Linked DNA regions of Homo sapiens: region 1 is linked to region 2. Evidence: chromatin loops called from intact Hi-C (ENCODE). Cell type or tissue: sigmoid colon. All regions are shown on one strand.

Region 1 (8,000 bases), 1.1 Mb after region 2:
GCTCAAGTCAAATAAGGCATGAATACAAAGAGCTTACCACATCGTCTTCCGTCCATGCACCAATCTCAAAGGAAGGCAGCAGCTGCATGGGAAATATGCATGAAATGAAAAAAAAAAGTAATATTATCATTGTCTTTTTGGTTCATCCTCTTGTCTCACTCTTTCAGCTCTCAGCTGCTGCTCTGGCTTGGTTCCTCCTGCAGGTTGGGTTGAATGGAAAACAGTTTTCCTGACCTTAAGAGGCAGTTCTCAGTGCTCCAGTAATGTTCACCAATCTCTCAGTAACAATTCATGTACTTTGGGAGCTGTATCATATTCCTTTGTTGGTACCTGGTTTTTACATCCCACAATCAAGCCTCAGCAGTCAAGCAATTTCTGACATTTTCTCAGAGACCTAGAGTCTTCCTCAGAGTCTCAGCCAACATGAGGACTGTTGGATTATTAATGAAAATTCCAAAGCAACCACTTAGTAACCAGATCATGTATTATGCCTGTTCTCAAGGGGGAATTTCTAAGTGTTGAAAGATCTCATTTGCACAATATTTTAAAAACCAAATGTTAGCACTCACGGATGAAGAAGGACATGGGAAATTGGTACGGTCCTAAGAAACCCAGGCTGCAGAGTTGCTCTAACTAAAACAGATTAAAATACCTCCCTGTGAGGTTCACAAGTACAAATGAAGATGCCTCCAGAGGACTTCAGCCTGCACCATTTTCAGAGCCAAAGAACTACTTACTGTCTTCAATATATGCCCCATGGCCATCTAAATAATAAATGCTTACATAATTTTTAGAAGTCTGTGTGTCCTATAAGTCAAATTAGAGTTTGGTACAGCTATTAGCTTTAACTAGCCTAACTTGCCCCCCAAAAATGAATTGCTTATGAGATAATATGGCAAATTGTCACTCATCTTCTGTTACAAATATTTTCTTGTGAGTGAGTTTCAAAAAAAAGTTGAGTTTGGTTGCTTTTACTGTTAGTATAAAAATCATAGGGTAGGTGAGTTAACCTTTCTAACTTACAGGTATTTTGTACCCACATGCTCAAAATTCTGCTAGGAAAGGCACAGCCCCTGCCTTCAAGGAGCTTTCAATTTAACTGGGACTAATACAGTTATAAATTATACCTGGGGGATTCCAAGGTCACCTGAATCTCGGTTTACTTAATGCCTAACATAGTGCCTGGCATACGGTATCTGGTAAATTTTTGTTGAGTCATTTTAAAGAATGAATAAAATTAAAGGGTGCATTTACTGGAATGCTAAGTTCTCTGGTATAGAGTTCAATGTCTATGGGTATACCATAGACAGATGTATTCACAAAGGGATTCATAAAATAAGATGGGAGAATGGAGGGCAGCACGGCTTGAGCTGGGTCCTTCAGGGCAAGAAGAGAGGTGATTCCGGGTAAAGAGAAGCAACAAGGCAAAACCTGGCATGGCGGGAGAGGGAGGGACAGGAGGGAAGGATGGGAATGGAAGGCAGTGAGTTCATGTTGGAGGAAAAAGGGTAAATGAGGCAGACAGGGTGGGAAGGCAAGCGGAAAAACCCACTAGCTGAAATGGATATGAATGTTTAGGTTTGAGTATTTATAGACAAGTTGTCAGGACATAAAGTACACACTGAAATCGATCCTGTTCTGCGTATACTCTGCTACCTGCATGTGCTTCCCTTCCCTCCAGGGTTGCCCTTGCCTCCTCGGAAACACTTGAGGTGGGTAGGAGTCATCACACACATTCACTTGCTTTAATAATGGGGAAAGGAGAAAGATTTGAGGAACAGAATCTAAAGCTGAACTGGATCAAAGAAAAATAGGTGACAATTTTGTCTCTTCACAGGGCAGCTGGACACAGCTGCAGAATCATGCCATTCCCTTCTCCCATCACAGAAGCAAATGTGAAATACGAAACTTTTTTGGTTCGTTCAAGAAACAACAGTCTGAGTTACAGAAATATTTTCCTGCATCAAGGCTCACCTTTATAGAAACTGGGTTGGGGGGAGGGGATGTGTAGTGTTATTTTTATAAAATTCCTAAATGTTGTACTAAACAAAATTGAGAAAGAAGTATTTTTTTGAATAGAATAGAAGTTGTAAATGAAATAACTAATCACAACCAGAATCTTTGGTTTTAATGTTGAAAGGAGAGGGGGTTGGTTGCACACTGAGGATGGTTCTCCAATACGATGCCTAGGGAAAGGCACTGGCTTCAGCTGGACGCTCACTCCAGCAGGATTCTTTGCACAATGCTAGCAAAGATCAGTGAGAGGAAGGCTGGAGCCAGGCACTGCTTCATGACAGCTTGAATTTGGCAAGACGGGGGATAAGAGTTAATGATCTCCAGCCACAGAGTGGCTTACCATTTCCTTTATGTTTTCTGTACCTTGTTAACATATCAGTGTATCTGCTGTAGGATGAGTTCTAAGCCTTTCTTTCTTTAGGGAATAAAAAAAAAATCCACCCCATGACTGTCCCATCACTTTACAAATTTATTATTTACACTCCCACTGACTTTAGGAGAGAAAAGCTAACACTTGTTTGCATGCGTGTGACAACGATTCCTTCAAAGGATGTTGGGAATCCAATCTAACAGGGATCTTATATACACAGCAACACGTAACAAAGGGATTTACTGTCAAAACGTTTATTGCAAAATGGAGTCTTAGAACAAAGGAAAGCAAAGAAAAGTTCACATCAAAATGAAATGTATGACACCAACTTGGATTTCTGAATACACTGTGGACTTTGTGCTGGAATATCAAATTCCAACTATAAAATCAGTAACTGAAATAGTCTTACCACACAAGAGTAAAATTTAATCTTCCATACAAACATTATACAAGATATTTGGCATAGGACTTGCTCAGAATAACATTGCAATAGAATAATTGAGAAAAAGTTTTTGTTAAAAAAACAATAAAGTGATAATGCCATCTATTCAAAGCTCACACTCAAAGAATATAAATATTTTCTATTATTTAGTACAAAAATTTTAAGAGTGCAAAAGCAATATGTGCAGTGTATCATATCTGACATTAAAAGATATACTATTCTGCACACAATATAAAATAATTAATGTAGGTGCTTGGAACTCTAGTTTTGAAGTAAATAATCACATGCCAGAAAGCTCCTCACAGGCAACAGAGTGCAAACAAAGGTGGAGTCTGAGAAAACACGGCTAGTCTTCTAGATTTCCTGATGGATACTCATTTTTCATCATAGAAATGCTGTATCTAGAGCTGTCAGGCTATGCTACAATCGAGAGGAGAGAATAGATTTTTATGTCTGGCGATGCTTAACACTTAAACAGGAAAACAGTCTTACTCAAAAGCAGCAAAAGGTGCCTGATTATAGAAAATTTATGCTCTGTTATATATGTGGTATGATGAAACTCTGCTACTTTCAAAAGGCTGCAATAAGTCTAGTACAATAATTTTTTAAAGTATTAATATTTAACTCAGAATAAGTTTTAAAACTGTCTTTCATAAAACTCTTACCATTCCAATGAAAACTCTGAAAAATAAAGTTGTACGCACAGTAATTCTGGGAGGTCATTCTGGATCACTCCTAAACCCTCCCCCGACCCCTAATTCCTTGATTTTTAATGGGGATCAAGTTTGACTACCTTAGCTGGTGTTTAAAAGTCTAACAAATTCACTGCACGTTAAAAATCACTGGTTAAAAACCCACCCTCAACATTTCCAGAGCACCAAAAACAGTGAGCTGTAGGCTTTCAACGTCTTTTCACTGGTTATGTAAAATAGTAAAATGTAATTTTGCTTTCAAAAATGAGTAGAAAAAGGAGGCTTTAAATTAACCTATAGAACTGTAGCTATCTCAATGAGTTTTTTTTCTTTTTTTTTTTTAATTGTGGAATCAGTGTAATGGGAAAGTGACCTGCCCTGGTGCATTTGGCTGTTTCATCAAGTTGCCACCAGCATTTCTAAGGAGAAAGAAACCATTTTTAGGGAAATGGTGATTTAAGATAAAGCCACGAAACTCACAAAATTCAGGTCGTATGCTGCCGTAATTCTAAAAATACATTTTGTTTTGACTTGGGTAATTTTGTTCAGGAGAAAAATAATTAGAGACGAAACTCTAAAGCTTCTGGATTTGATAAGTTTGTCAGTGGGGAAGGGACAATGCTACCGGGTTGTTTTTTTTTGTTTTTTTTTTTTTTTGAGATGAAGTCTCACTCTGTCATCCAGGCTGGAGTGTAGTGGTGCAATCTCAGCTCACTGCAACCTCTGCCTCCCGGGTTCAAGTGATTCTCCTGCCTCAGCCTCCCTAGTAGCTGGGGTTACTGGCATGTGACACCACACCCAGCCAATTTTTGTATTTTTAGTAGCAACAGGGTTTCACCATGTTGGCCAGGCTGGTCTCGAACCCCTGACATCAGGTGATCCGCCCACCTTGGCCTCCCAAAGTGCTGGGATTACAGGCGTGAGCCACCGTGCCCTGCCCCTTTTGGATGGAAGACTTTACTGAGCACACTGTCCCTGGCATTCATAATGTTACTATTCCTGGCACTGGGCAGCAAATGCCACCCCAGTTGCTGTGACAACCAAAAATGTGCCCTAGCCCCAACACTCTCAAACACCATTCGGTGACAGCACCGCCCCAGTTGAGAATGACTAGGGAGGGTCTCATCAAATTCTACAAGATAACTTTATGAATTAAGAAAAAAAGATGAAAGGTGAGACATTTTCAGTTGCATGTCTCTGATAATTATTCCCACAACTGAGAGATTCAATTATCATTTTGAATGTTTACATTTCTCACTGTTTCTTTTAACCTCTAAATGTACATTTTTGTAAATCAAGTAGTTGGAACTAAATCCAACACTGATAATTGCCATTTCAAACACTGATCTGAAAAGTGAATTAGAAGCTGTACAATATCATCATTAGAAATTCTGCATATGGCTAATAAATATTCCTTTTAAAATTAATAGAGTCTAAAGTCTTCCAAATGATCTTTACAGATAGAGTGGGACACTATAGAATTCTGATTATATGATTTAGATTTTAGGGATGTTTTAACATTTTCAAACCACTAGAAGGACATTGGGAACAGAAAGTAATAGAGCCAACGTCACGTGGTAATGATCAATAGTCCAGTTCTACGAGGAGAACAATTTTAAGCTCTTCACTGAGGCCAATTCTGCTGTATTCTAATTCCTTTTAGGTTCTTGGTGGTAGAGTAATGAGCTATGACCATCTCTGGAATACTGGTGAGGAAAATGGCAGCAGTAAAGAAATGAGGAAAATATTACCTAATTAATGATAAAGTTAGGTCCAGTACAGAGTCCTGTTATTTTTCTCTTTGGCCCTATTTGGCTGCTTTTATTAATGCATCAGAACTTTATGTATAATCATATGGATTTATACATAAATTAAGAAAAAATGTCCATTTCATTCAGTTCATATGTTCTAAACGTATTGCTGATCATTCTTAAATGAGACTCCAGGTTTACATTCTTACATAAAGTGCAGGGATCCCGAAGTTAGCCCCAAAGATCCCCTTGCCTTTTTCAGACTTGCTCAAATGTTACCTTATCAGTGGGGCCTTTCCTGACCACACTTTAAAAACCTCAACACCCACCCATGGGCCTTGTCCTCCTTCCCGGCTTCATTTTTTGGCATATACTTATCAAATGTGAACATATGATGCATTTGCTTTATTTATCATCGATCTTCACTCACTGGCATGTAAGCTCTGTGAGTGCAAAGATTTTCATCTAGCTATCTTCCAGAACAGTGTCTGGCACAGAGAAGGAGCTCTATGAATATGTGTTGAATGAATGACTATCTTTGCCTTGTAAACCCCATGCTATTGGCTCTCTCTTCAGGTGGCTGACCACTGCACCCCAGGGCATGCTGGAAAGACAGGAGTCCCAAGCCCTCCCTTCTGCTCTACTCCAAGCTTTTCTTCTTGGGTGCATTGACTCAAGTCAGGTAGTACTTCTCTATGTCTGAGCACAGACAGGCTGTGTTCATGTATTTGTACATATGTGTGAATAGACAGAGAAACTAGTAGCATGGGTATGTGGGGGAATCCATCTTTTAGGGAGAGATTTATCTACTGTTTTTGTGTTTAGTCTCACCTCAGACCAGGTTAAGCTGGCCAGGGCTCATAGTTTTCAAAGAGCAACAGAAAAAATCTGTTTAGCTTACATTCTAAGCATGTTCTCTTTATCTTTCCTGAAAGCTATCCACTTTTAATTTCATCTCATACTACAGAGAAAATATTATTTGAAACTGATAGCTTTCCAGAAGGTTACTGAAATCACTTATTTTTCAGTGTCTTCACTGGCACCATTCATAGTAGCTAACATTAGCCACTTTCCGTGGGCCTGGTGCTGTGTTAAAGTGCTTTACATATATTATTTCTTTTAATCCGCACAATGATCCTTTCAAGTAGGTACTGTTATTATTCCCACGCTGAAGATCAGCAAACAGACGCACAAAGATAAAACAATTTTCCCAAGGTTGTCAAGCAACTGAGCCCAGGATTCTGAGTGACAGTCAGACTCTGATCCCTTTCTTCATCACTATGCCACCTAGACTGCTGTACACCTCACACCCAGAACTTTCTACTAGTTATTTCTCCCCAAATGAAGCTGGCACAGCATACTGATCATTATGTGGTATTTTTCACCTCTCAAGGGGCATTAGAAACACGTCACGCTTCAAATTCCAAGAGGCTTTTAATGATCAAATATAGTTAGAAATACTGTTAGATCATATCTATGATGATGTCCTTTCTTTAAACTTCCATAAAAAGACCCACCAAAAATATTTTGGTTTAACAGTCAAATAATGACACTCCTTTCTAATTTAGTTTGAAAAAAGTCTTAGTTCTTTTGCCTCATATATATAATTAAAAGTGTTTTATAATTTAAACAAGCTTTGACAAACAGGTGATAACATTCTGAGAATATCCTTGGCTAGCCAGGTTTTCAGAGCAGTGCCTGTATCTACTTCTAAAACACCAACATTATTAAGCAGGGTTAAAACAAAAAACAACCCTGGTAGGCTAAACTTGATATGGAAAGGACCTGTGCTTTTGCCTAAGTGAGGATAACTTATCTTTACTATTTCTTTTATAATATTTAATTTCCTCTTTAAAATAGCTGAGCATATGCTTAGAATCCTGGATTATTATGCCCCTCTAAAAAACAAACCACCACACATACCCCACTTGCTGGAAAATACAGGAGAGGCATGAACTCACCCCCCTGGAAGCATCCCCTTAAGACCACCTCTTTCTCTTTGTATAAAGCACAAGCACAGCCTTAAATGACAGTGTGTTGTTAAGAGGCTTCCATGGCCAGCAGTGGTATGAAAGTTTGCAACATCTGCTGTTGGTTTCAAATCAGGGTATTTTTCCTTCAAATACATTACTGAGAACACTGCTCAGGCTTTACTTTGAGCAGCTGTGCTCTTTAGTACTAAAAATTCTCAGCACTTAGGTATTTCTGAAGAGCATTTTGTTATAACCTTCTTAGATCATCTCAGTATTGTTGTTGGATTTTGTACTATCAATTCTTTCTTTTTTTTGTTTTTTGAGACAGGATCTTGTTCTCTTGCCCAGGCTAGAGTGCAGTGGTGCCATCATGGCTCACTGCAGCCCTGACTGATTGCTAGGTCTCAAGCAATCCTCCTGCCTTGGCCTCCCAAGTATCTGGGACTACAGGTGTGTGCTACCATGCCAGCTAGTTTTTTAATTATTAGTAGAGACGAGGTCTTACTAGGTTGCTCAGGCCAACCATTTCTGATATTACAGTGTATTGCTATAAGAAAAAAAAAGTATGTCACAGAATTACTACGTGTCAAAGAACAATTAGGAGTTAAGAGTGTTTGTTCAAAATGTAAGTTTTTAAAAATGATTTGAATAAAGGAAATAAAGTCAAATACAAACTAAAAAGTATTCATTAAAAGAAAAAGCCAGAATGTCACAACTTTAAAAGTCCTATATTGTATATAGGATCACAAATTTCTA
Region 2 (8,000 bases):
CTCCAGAGTTTTAAAATGTCACCTTTTGAGAGCCTTCACATTAAGTAATACAACTACACGTCCTTACAACCCAATTTAATTTATGTTGTTGATATACAAATAAATAATTTTGACTTCTCAAAAACGTATATGTAGTATGGCTTTTATAACCCACATAAACTTTACATTACCTACAACTAACATTAAGGGAATTTTTTCCCAACCGAAAAAAAAATCGACCCACGAAAAGGTTATTGAGGGGGAAACAGGATTTTTAAAAAAGGAAATGTATTGTTCAGAGTCCTTTAATAATACCAAAATGAAAATATGATGTCAAGATTTTCTTGATACAGATAAACGCATTTAATTTCTTTAGATGACCTTAACTTACGTGTTTGTGAGTGAAATGATAACTCAACATTTTAAATATCTTTTACATATATACTGACTTTCACAAAGTGCATCAGAAAATTAAAAAAAACTCCCTGAATTTCAGGGATTCACCCAAAAAAACTCTATTCGAATGAACATTTACAAGAAAATAAAAGAGAACACAATCTTTTGAACCCTATTTATACAGATGTTATGAAATACAGAGAAACTGTCGCTAGACTTCCAGTTTAATTTCTCACCTTAAGCCTTTTGATGCTTCCTTTTTTAGGAAAAAAGTCTCATTGTAAGTAGATATCAGGCAGGACTTGGAGCATTTTATATATAATATAATCCAAACAAAGGGTGTTTTTATCGGTCCCGTTTGTTTTCAAATGTTCTGACAGTCCTTTGCTGGGTGGTGGCTTGTTTTTGAGAAAAGGAAAGAGACGGGTGTTGGAGGGAGGTGGAGAGTGGGCAAAGAGGGAGCCTTTCTATGTATTGCTCTTCGCTCGAGAAGTTTGGGCGAGTGGTATGTGTGTGCGCGCGCGAGTGTGCGTGCTTGTGGTTGTAGGTCTCCGGTGTATGTGTACGTCTGGGAGTACAGTTTTTAAAGTGTTTGTGTCGGAGGATGGTTCGCTTTTGTTTCCGGACCACGCGTTCGATTCTTATCCGGGCGCGGAAGGCAGAGGGGAGCTCCTCGCACAGCGGGCGAACCGCAGCCCGGGAGCCCTGAGCGGCTCCACCTCGCGCCCAGCCCGGGCCCTGGGGGCGTCACTGAAGCCCCTGCCCTCCCGCCTCCCGCTCGCTCGCCCTCCGAACCTCTCGTTCGTTCTCGGTGTCTCTACTCGCTTGTGTGCTCGCGCCTCTCGCCCGGCCTCTAAGAGTCGTTGGGGCCAGACGCTGCTTCCTTGCCTCCCGCGGAGGCCGCCGCCGCCGCCGCCGCCGCTGCCGCCGCCGCCGCTGCCGCCGCCCGGGCGGCACTGACGCCGGAGTCATGCAGGATGAGGTCGGGGGATTCGGAACGGGGCGTCTCCAGGTTGCTGGCGTCCGTGTCACTGTCGCTGCCCTTTTTGCCCCCGCCGCCCCCGTTGTGCGTCTTAATGTGTTTGCTCAGGTGGTCGCTGCGCATGAAGCGCTTGTTGCACACCGGACAGGCGAAGCGCTTCTCGCCCGTGTGAGTCCGCAGATGCCGCTGCAGCTCGTCCGAGCGCGTGAAGCGCTTGCCGCAGAAGAGCCAGTTGCACACGAAGGGCCGCTCGCCCGTGTGCCAGCGCAGGTGCGCCTTCAGGTGCGACGTCTTCCCGTACACCTTGCCGCAGCCCGGAATGTGGCAGCTGTGCAGGCCCTTGCGCCGCAGGCTCGCCCCGGCCGGGCCCAGCCGCTCCGCCTCCTGGCAGTTGGGGCAGTCGCAGGTGGCGCGGCCCGAGTAGCGGCGGGCAGAGCGTGCCGAGCTCCCCCCGGCGGCGGCAGCCGCGGCGCCCGATATCATGGCGCTGGCGGCGGCGGCTGCCACGGCGGCGCTGGAGTCCGAATAGGAGGGCAACACCGGCTTGAAGCCGTCCTGGGCCAGCAGGTGCTGGCTGGTGGAGAGCAGGTGGGAGGCGGCGGCGGCGGAGGAGCCGAGGCCCGTGGAGCTGAAGGCGGAGTGCGTGAGCGAGCTGAAGTCGGGGTTGTAGGTGCCCAGCTGCGAGTGCAGCGAGGCCTGGGGGGCGCCCGAGTGCAGCGAGCTCTGGAGCCCCCCAGCGGGGTTCTGCACTTCCAGCCACGAGCCCGGGCTGCTGTGCACGTCCCACCACGACGACGCCGCGCCGTTGGTCACCTCGCCGGCCGCCAGCGTCGAATGGAAGCCCGACTTGTACCAGGACTCGTACGGGTGCGCCATGCCCACGCGCGGGTACAGCCCGTCGGCTGCCGTCGTGTGCACCTTGGAAATGAAGGCCGACTGGCCACCCGCCTCCTGCGGGGACACCCCGGCCGCTGCCGCCGCGGCAGCCGCCGAGTTGGAGAAGAGGCCGCCGTAGTCGCTGCTGAAGGCGGACGACGTGGGCGACGTGGAGGCCAGGCAGAAGGCGCTGTTGGCGGCGCCCGAGCCGCCCGCCAGGCCGCCCGAGCCACGGCCCCCGGTGGCCACCGCGAAGCCCGAGAGGCTGGAGCCGAGGTTGCAGCTGGACGAGGAGCGCTTCCAGGGGTGAAAGCCGCCTTTGGCGAAGGCGCTCGACTCTGGCAGCGTCGTCAGCGGGCTCGTGTTGCCGATCTTGTTGCAGGTCGCCGCCAGCATGGCCAACGGGGTCGTTCCGAAGCGCGGCTCTTCCTAGAGTGGGTGGGATGGGGGAGGGAGCAAGAAGGAGGAGGGCAAGAGGAAGTGGGGGAAGAAACAAAGTGCACCCGTGAGCAGCCTCGTCCCCTGCGGCTGCTCCCGGGGGGTCCTGGCTCCCCGCCTCGCGCCTCCTCCCCACGCGCCCGCGGAGGAGTCGCCGCACCGGGCGCGGAGCAGGGGCGATCACCCGGGCGAAGGTCCAGGCGCCGGAAAGTTGCACTTCGCTGAGGCTATAAATCAAAGATGCCTCCGTGTTCCCCGCTGCAACCCTGCCTACAACCGGACTTGGGTTGTCGCCGTAAACCGGCTCATCTCCCAGAAGACCCCAAGTCGCCCTTCGGGGTGAAGCGCGAAGGTAAACACAGAGACCAGAGACAACAAACACCGGGTGAGGGCGGAGGCGGCCGAAACAGCTGCCAGGGACGGGCGAAACTTGCAGCTCTCCCAGGGTGGCTACGACTTGACTTTTCTTTTTTAATAGAAAACGTTTGGTTTTAAAGTTTACATACACACAAAAACAGCGATTATGAAAACAATAATCCGAGGATAAGCGGCCAGAGACAGATTTCAAAGTCATGGGCGAATTGGGGAGCCGCGGAAATGTAAATGTTTATTAGCGTGACTAGATGGACTGCAAAACGATTAAGACTGTTTTCTGGAAACACCATTGTCGCATAATTGCAACAAAATCCCCAAAGCAATGCGGGGGATGGGGTATAAATCACGAGGGGAAGAAAAGAAACCTCTAGCTTTTTTTTGAAACCAAATGAAAAAGGACTTGATTAAGAAGGCCTTTTCTTGCAAAGGCATCTTTCTGGGTTCCAAAAACTTGGGGAAAAATCAGTCCCAGAAATGTGGAAAGTGCTAATAGAAGCTGAAGCTGCAGTCTAGCAGCAACAGTTTCTCCGGAGCCGCAGACCCCAGAAGCCATAACGAAAAATTACTCCGGTTAAAACAAGCAAATGCGTTGCCGCGCTTGCGACTTACCCCGAGTATAGACGTGGCCATAGCAGGTCTCTGGCTGCGCAGCGAGGCTGGGAGCGGGGCTGAGCCTGGCGGCTGCTCGGAAAAACTGCTTGGGTCCCGCGCGGCTCCCGCGTCCCCGCGCTCGTGCCGAGCGGACTCCAGGCTCCCGCCGGCTAAACTCAGCCTAAGTGCGAGGAGCACCCGCTTTGAAGTGCCGCTGGCTGCGCCTCTCGCCCAATGAGGGCGCAGGCAGAGCAGACCGGAGCTGCCCCGCAGCCAATCAGACGCTCCGAGGGGCCCGAGCCCGGGCTCCCGGCGCGTGCCAGTCAAGTCAGCTAGCTAGGGCCGCGGGGGTGGGGGGGAGTAGTGGGGGATACTTGCGGGGGGGGGGCGAGGGCGGGCTGGGGACTGAAGAAATTACAGTGCAATTAAAAATTTACACTCACGCACCAAGCCAGGTTTAAGTACCAATGAAACCGAGCCACAAGCACCCCCCCACACACAAACCACCCCGAGATGTTGCAAGTTAGGGCTGACAGTCCTACTCGACTCCCCACTTGTAGGAAAGGAGGCAGGAGGGGAGGAGACACCCAGACACAGCCCGCACCAGCAGGGCCCAAGTGGAGACGGAAATGTGAGCCCTCACTTTGTGTGTCCAGGCTTTTGCCTACAGAACACAACTTCAGCTTGTATCTATCATTCTTGCTTGTGATTTTTATCATTTTCGTGTGTCTTCTACCCAATTCCTTATTCCACTAGATTCAATTTCACTCTCACAGTTATACTGGGGAGGGGGCGCGAAGGGACAGCTCCTCCGAGAGGAGCGAAATAGGCCTCTCTGTACAGATCTACATCCACAGATTTGTTGGGAGGGCCTGGAGCCTGCTGCATCCCGCCATTTCCCCCCAGCGGTGTAAGTGACTTCCTAATTGTCGCTCTGGCCTCTGACCCGGGGGGTAATACAAGTGCCACTCACGCTAGAGGCTTCTGGTGGTAATTGAGGGCACCCTTTGTACGGTTTCGCCAGCGCTTAGATACCAGGTTAACCCAGTTGTCAAATATGACTAAACAGTGGGATGTGCTGATTATCTGCCGGGTTTTGCTGTGGGCTGGCATGGGGGTGGGAGGCATCAGCCCATACAACACGCTGCACGAAGCCGCTTATTTTCTCACTGTAACAACTTTGGAAACAGAGACCGGCGCGAGCGGCGTCCGCCCCCACCTCCACCTCCGCTGAAGCTGCAGCTTGCTCGGCTGTTTGTTTAACCCGGTGAAGATTTGCATGTCGCGTTTCATCCTGGAGTGGAGTTTTCTTGTCCCAGCTCCAACCCACTCCCATTCCAGACCACCAGGGCCTAGAGGCTCGTCCGTAGGGCAAGTGCGCTGTTTTAAGAGGTAGGCTCCCCATTAGTGCCCTGCTTTCACGGACGCGCCCGAGAAATCTCTCCAGGACTTTCACCCGGGAGGGCGGAGGACCAGGCCACACGTGGGCGCTTCCACATTTTGCAGGCTGGAAGCATCCTGAAGTCCTCCCTGGACCTTGTCAGTGTGAAAAGAGGCGTCCTCAAGCAGACCAGGGTGCGTCTTCGAGTCCCCCAGCAACCGCTGACCTGCTTGTTTTTCTCTTTCTGGGCCCCGCTTTCTCTTTCTTCTCCAGGGTAGCCAGAAGCTGTTTTTGAACCAGAAATACCAGCGCCCTCGGGCAGACCTGGGCACTGGTTTTAATATAGCACACTCCCCACTAAACCCACACCCTGCTTCTTAGGAAAAAAAAAAAATTAAACTACCAACCCCAAACCCTCGGGTGCAAACGACGAGTTGTCGCGGAGCCGGTGCAAGTGACAAGGATGTGGAACTGTGCCTCCCGTGTTTTCTCTCCTCTTTTGCAAGATCTCTTGACCCAAAAGTACGACCAGAGTGGCGCTGCTCTCGGCCCTGTGATGGAGCCTGGGTGCGTCTTGGCGCACTCCGTGGGTGGGGAGGGCTATGTGGGTCGCTTTCTTGGATTCATCTTAAAATACTTTGGCTCAGAATGGGTTTTTTTTATTTTATTTTTTTCTCTTTTTTGTTTAAGGTGGCGAAAGCACCAAGGAAATTATGACAGAGAAAGAGAAGGAACAGAGGAGAAGAGAAAGAGAAGGAACAGAGGAGAAGAGAACGAGAAGGCTCGTGTGGCTGTCAATGAAGTGCTGTGCCCTGGGAGACTGTAGTGGAAATGGGGGTGGGGAGGTGTGAAAAGTCCCTGAGGGACGCTGGGTGGAGGGCTGAGGAGAAATCAGGCCGCCTAGAAGAGCCGGAAAGCCCAGCAGGGGGACCCGGGGGCCGTTCCCAACAGGTGACTTCTGCCCTGGAAGAAGACACTGGTTCTCGGCTTCCCATAGAGTCTCCGCGTAGATTTACTAATAGAGGGATTGTTAAGTGGCAGCGAGGCGTTTCCTACTCACCCTGTGCAGCCGAGGAGGAGAAACGCAGAGGTTTCCCCAGTCCACCTCCTCCCCCACCCCCAACACACCCTCTCCTTAAGGAAACCTGACAAAGTAATAAATAAGACAATCCGAAAAGCCACTTAGCACTAGTGACATTTTCAAGCCAACCATTTAAAACAGTTCTCGCAGACACCTCGGGCTCCGGCGCCCTGCTCGCCTTCCTCTTCTCCTCCTCCCCTCGGATCCCCTCCCCTCCCCCTCCCGCCGTTTTCCCCGTAGTTCCAGCTGTCAGACTCTAGACGTGGGCACTCGCATATTCCTTTAGATACACGCGTCTGCATCACAATAAAAGTTAGGGAAATCTTCCAAACGAACGCAGGCAAACACCCGGGCCACTTCAACTCTAAGGTGGGGCCCCAAGGAAATCTTTCGGAGGAAGTCCAGATTTTTTTCGTCTGACAGATTTTTTTCATCCTCTAAAAAAATCTAGTTTTTAAACAAAGATCAATGTGTTATGCTAAAGTGTTGAGCTGACTGTTAAAACATTTGGGGAAATAATGACAATGTAACAAAGGCCTGGTTTGGAGTGAATCATCACCCTTTTAAAAGTTAAAGCAATTTTCAGGAGAATAGCTTTCAGCAAACGCTTTACATTATTCAAAACGGCCAAATAATGCTCTATTATAGCGCCTGAATGCTGCCAGTCAGCCCCTAAGTGCAATTTGTGCAAAGGCCCCGGTGCCTTATCTCCACTTCTTTATAAAGAGGTGAATATAAAACAATTTCTTCCAAACCCAGACAGAGAGCACGAAAATTGCTTCCCTTTCTGCAATCAGGGCAATTTAACTGGAGTGCAATTAGCACTATTAAATGTCGATTCTGCATAAACAAATCTGACTGAGCAGCGAAAGTGGGGTGAGAACCTCATATACACTGAAACTGATTTTTTAAAATTATGTATCCGGGTCCTTTACAATTGATCCGTGACGTTTTCATCTTGGAATATATTTACATCATAAATACACTATGGTTAAACCAACATAATTTTTTTGCAAAAAAATTCAATACGATTCCTAATAAAGAAGAATAGGGTAATTAAAGGGAAGAGTTCACTTCCTTTGAACAAATATTGTTTCTCCCATCTTGCCTCTCCCGGGAGCTTTGATCTGAGCAACTGCTCAAGTTGCTCTGTTTAGCAGGCAAAGCCAGGGAAACAATTCGGTCATTAGCGCTAATCGGAAGGATTGGACCTCCTTCACAGGTCCAATAGCCACAGATAAAATGCTTCTTCCTGATGTGCAGGAAGCGTAGTGGCGACTGGGAGGACCAGTTATTTTCTGAATAACTGGATATGTAGTAGCTGGTTAAATATTAGGTGGCTGCCCAGTCTCCCCGGAGCTTTGACCTAGCACAGAGTCTAGCAGCGGGTATACACCACTGGGGTGGGGTGAGGTTGGGGTGGGGTGAGGTGGAGTTAGGGGGACTCCGGAATAAGGTTGAAGGGGAGGCGTTAGGGGAGGAGGAACGGAAGGTGCTCGCCTTGGCCAGGCTGGCTGCAGTCAAAGTCTGGACCACCGGGACCAGGAGGCGGGGGTGGGGGTGAAGGGAGCCCAGCCTATAAAAAGCATTTATCTGACCTGTCCTCCCAACTGCCTTTATTTATTTGCAAAGCCACAGCGCTCCTTTTTAAATCATTTGTGCAATTAATTATGCTTTTCATTTGCATGATCTTCACTAGAGCAGTGATTATCAGGTCAGCACGGTGTGGGAGTTGCGGAGATACATTAATAACTTGAGTTAAAAAAAGAAAAAGCTGCCCTTGTGTACCAATGTTGCCTGCCATGAACAAGGGAGAAGGAAGCCCAGGAAGGTCCATAGTGCCTGTTGAGTCGGGTGAATCCTTTCCACGGTTGGTGTCTTGTCAGTGGTGGGTGAAAATG

What was found. Peaks named below come from ENCODE experiments on the same cell type or tissue, not always from the same donor. Only the 100,000 strongest peaks of a DNase experiment are listed, where the experiment ranks them.
Region 1: a loop joins it to region 2, with 3 times the contacts of the local background. A loop is called at or near these places in 12 of 110 quality-filtered maps.

Annotation. Positions count from the first base shown.
Region 1 is chr2:173,221,771-173,229,770 of GRCh38, reverse strand. MAP3K20 (mitogen-activated protein kinase kinase kinase 20) reads right to left here. Exons shown (of 20, transcript NM_016653.3): 12 at 38-82. The region is part of intron 2 of MAP3K20-AS1 (MAP3K20 antisense RNA 1); the gene reads left to right. Among named protein-coding and RNA genes, the nearest start is that of MAP3K20-AS1, 56 kb to the left of the region's middle. RefSeq lists an enhancer at 7,550-7,649. In sigmoid colon, no CTCF peak of the experiment used is centred here; no DNase peak of the experiment used is centred here; H3K27ac peaks cover 543 bases.
Region 2 is chr2:174,330,769-174,338,768 of GRCh38, reverse strand. SP9 (Sp9 transcription factor) reads right to left here and starts at 3,815. Exons shown (of 2, transcript NM_001145250.2): 1 at 3,656-3,815; 2 at 269-2,662. The coding sequence starts at 3,676. The coding sequence ends at 1,229. LOC102724194 (a long non-coding RNA gene) reads left to right here and starts at 3,793. Exons shown (of 3, transcript XR_427194.5): 1 at 3,793-5,029; 2 at 5,144-5,212; 3 at 5,709-5,775. RefSeq lists enhancers at 1-234, 6,383-7,454 and a silencer at 1,674-1,883. In sigmoid colon, no CTCF peak of the experiment used is centred here; no DNase peak of the experiment used is centred here; H3K4me3 peaks cover 1,592 bases; H3K27me3 peaks cover 8,000 bases.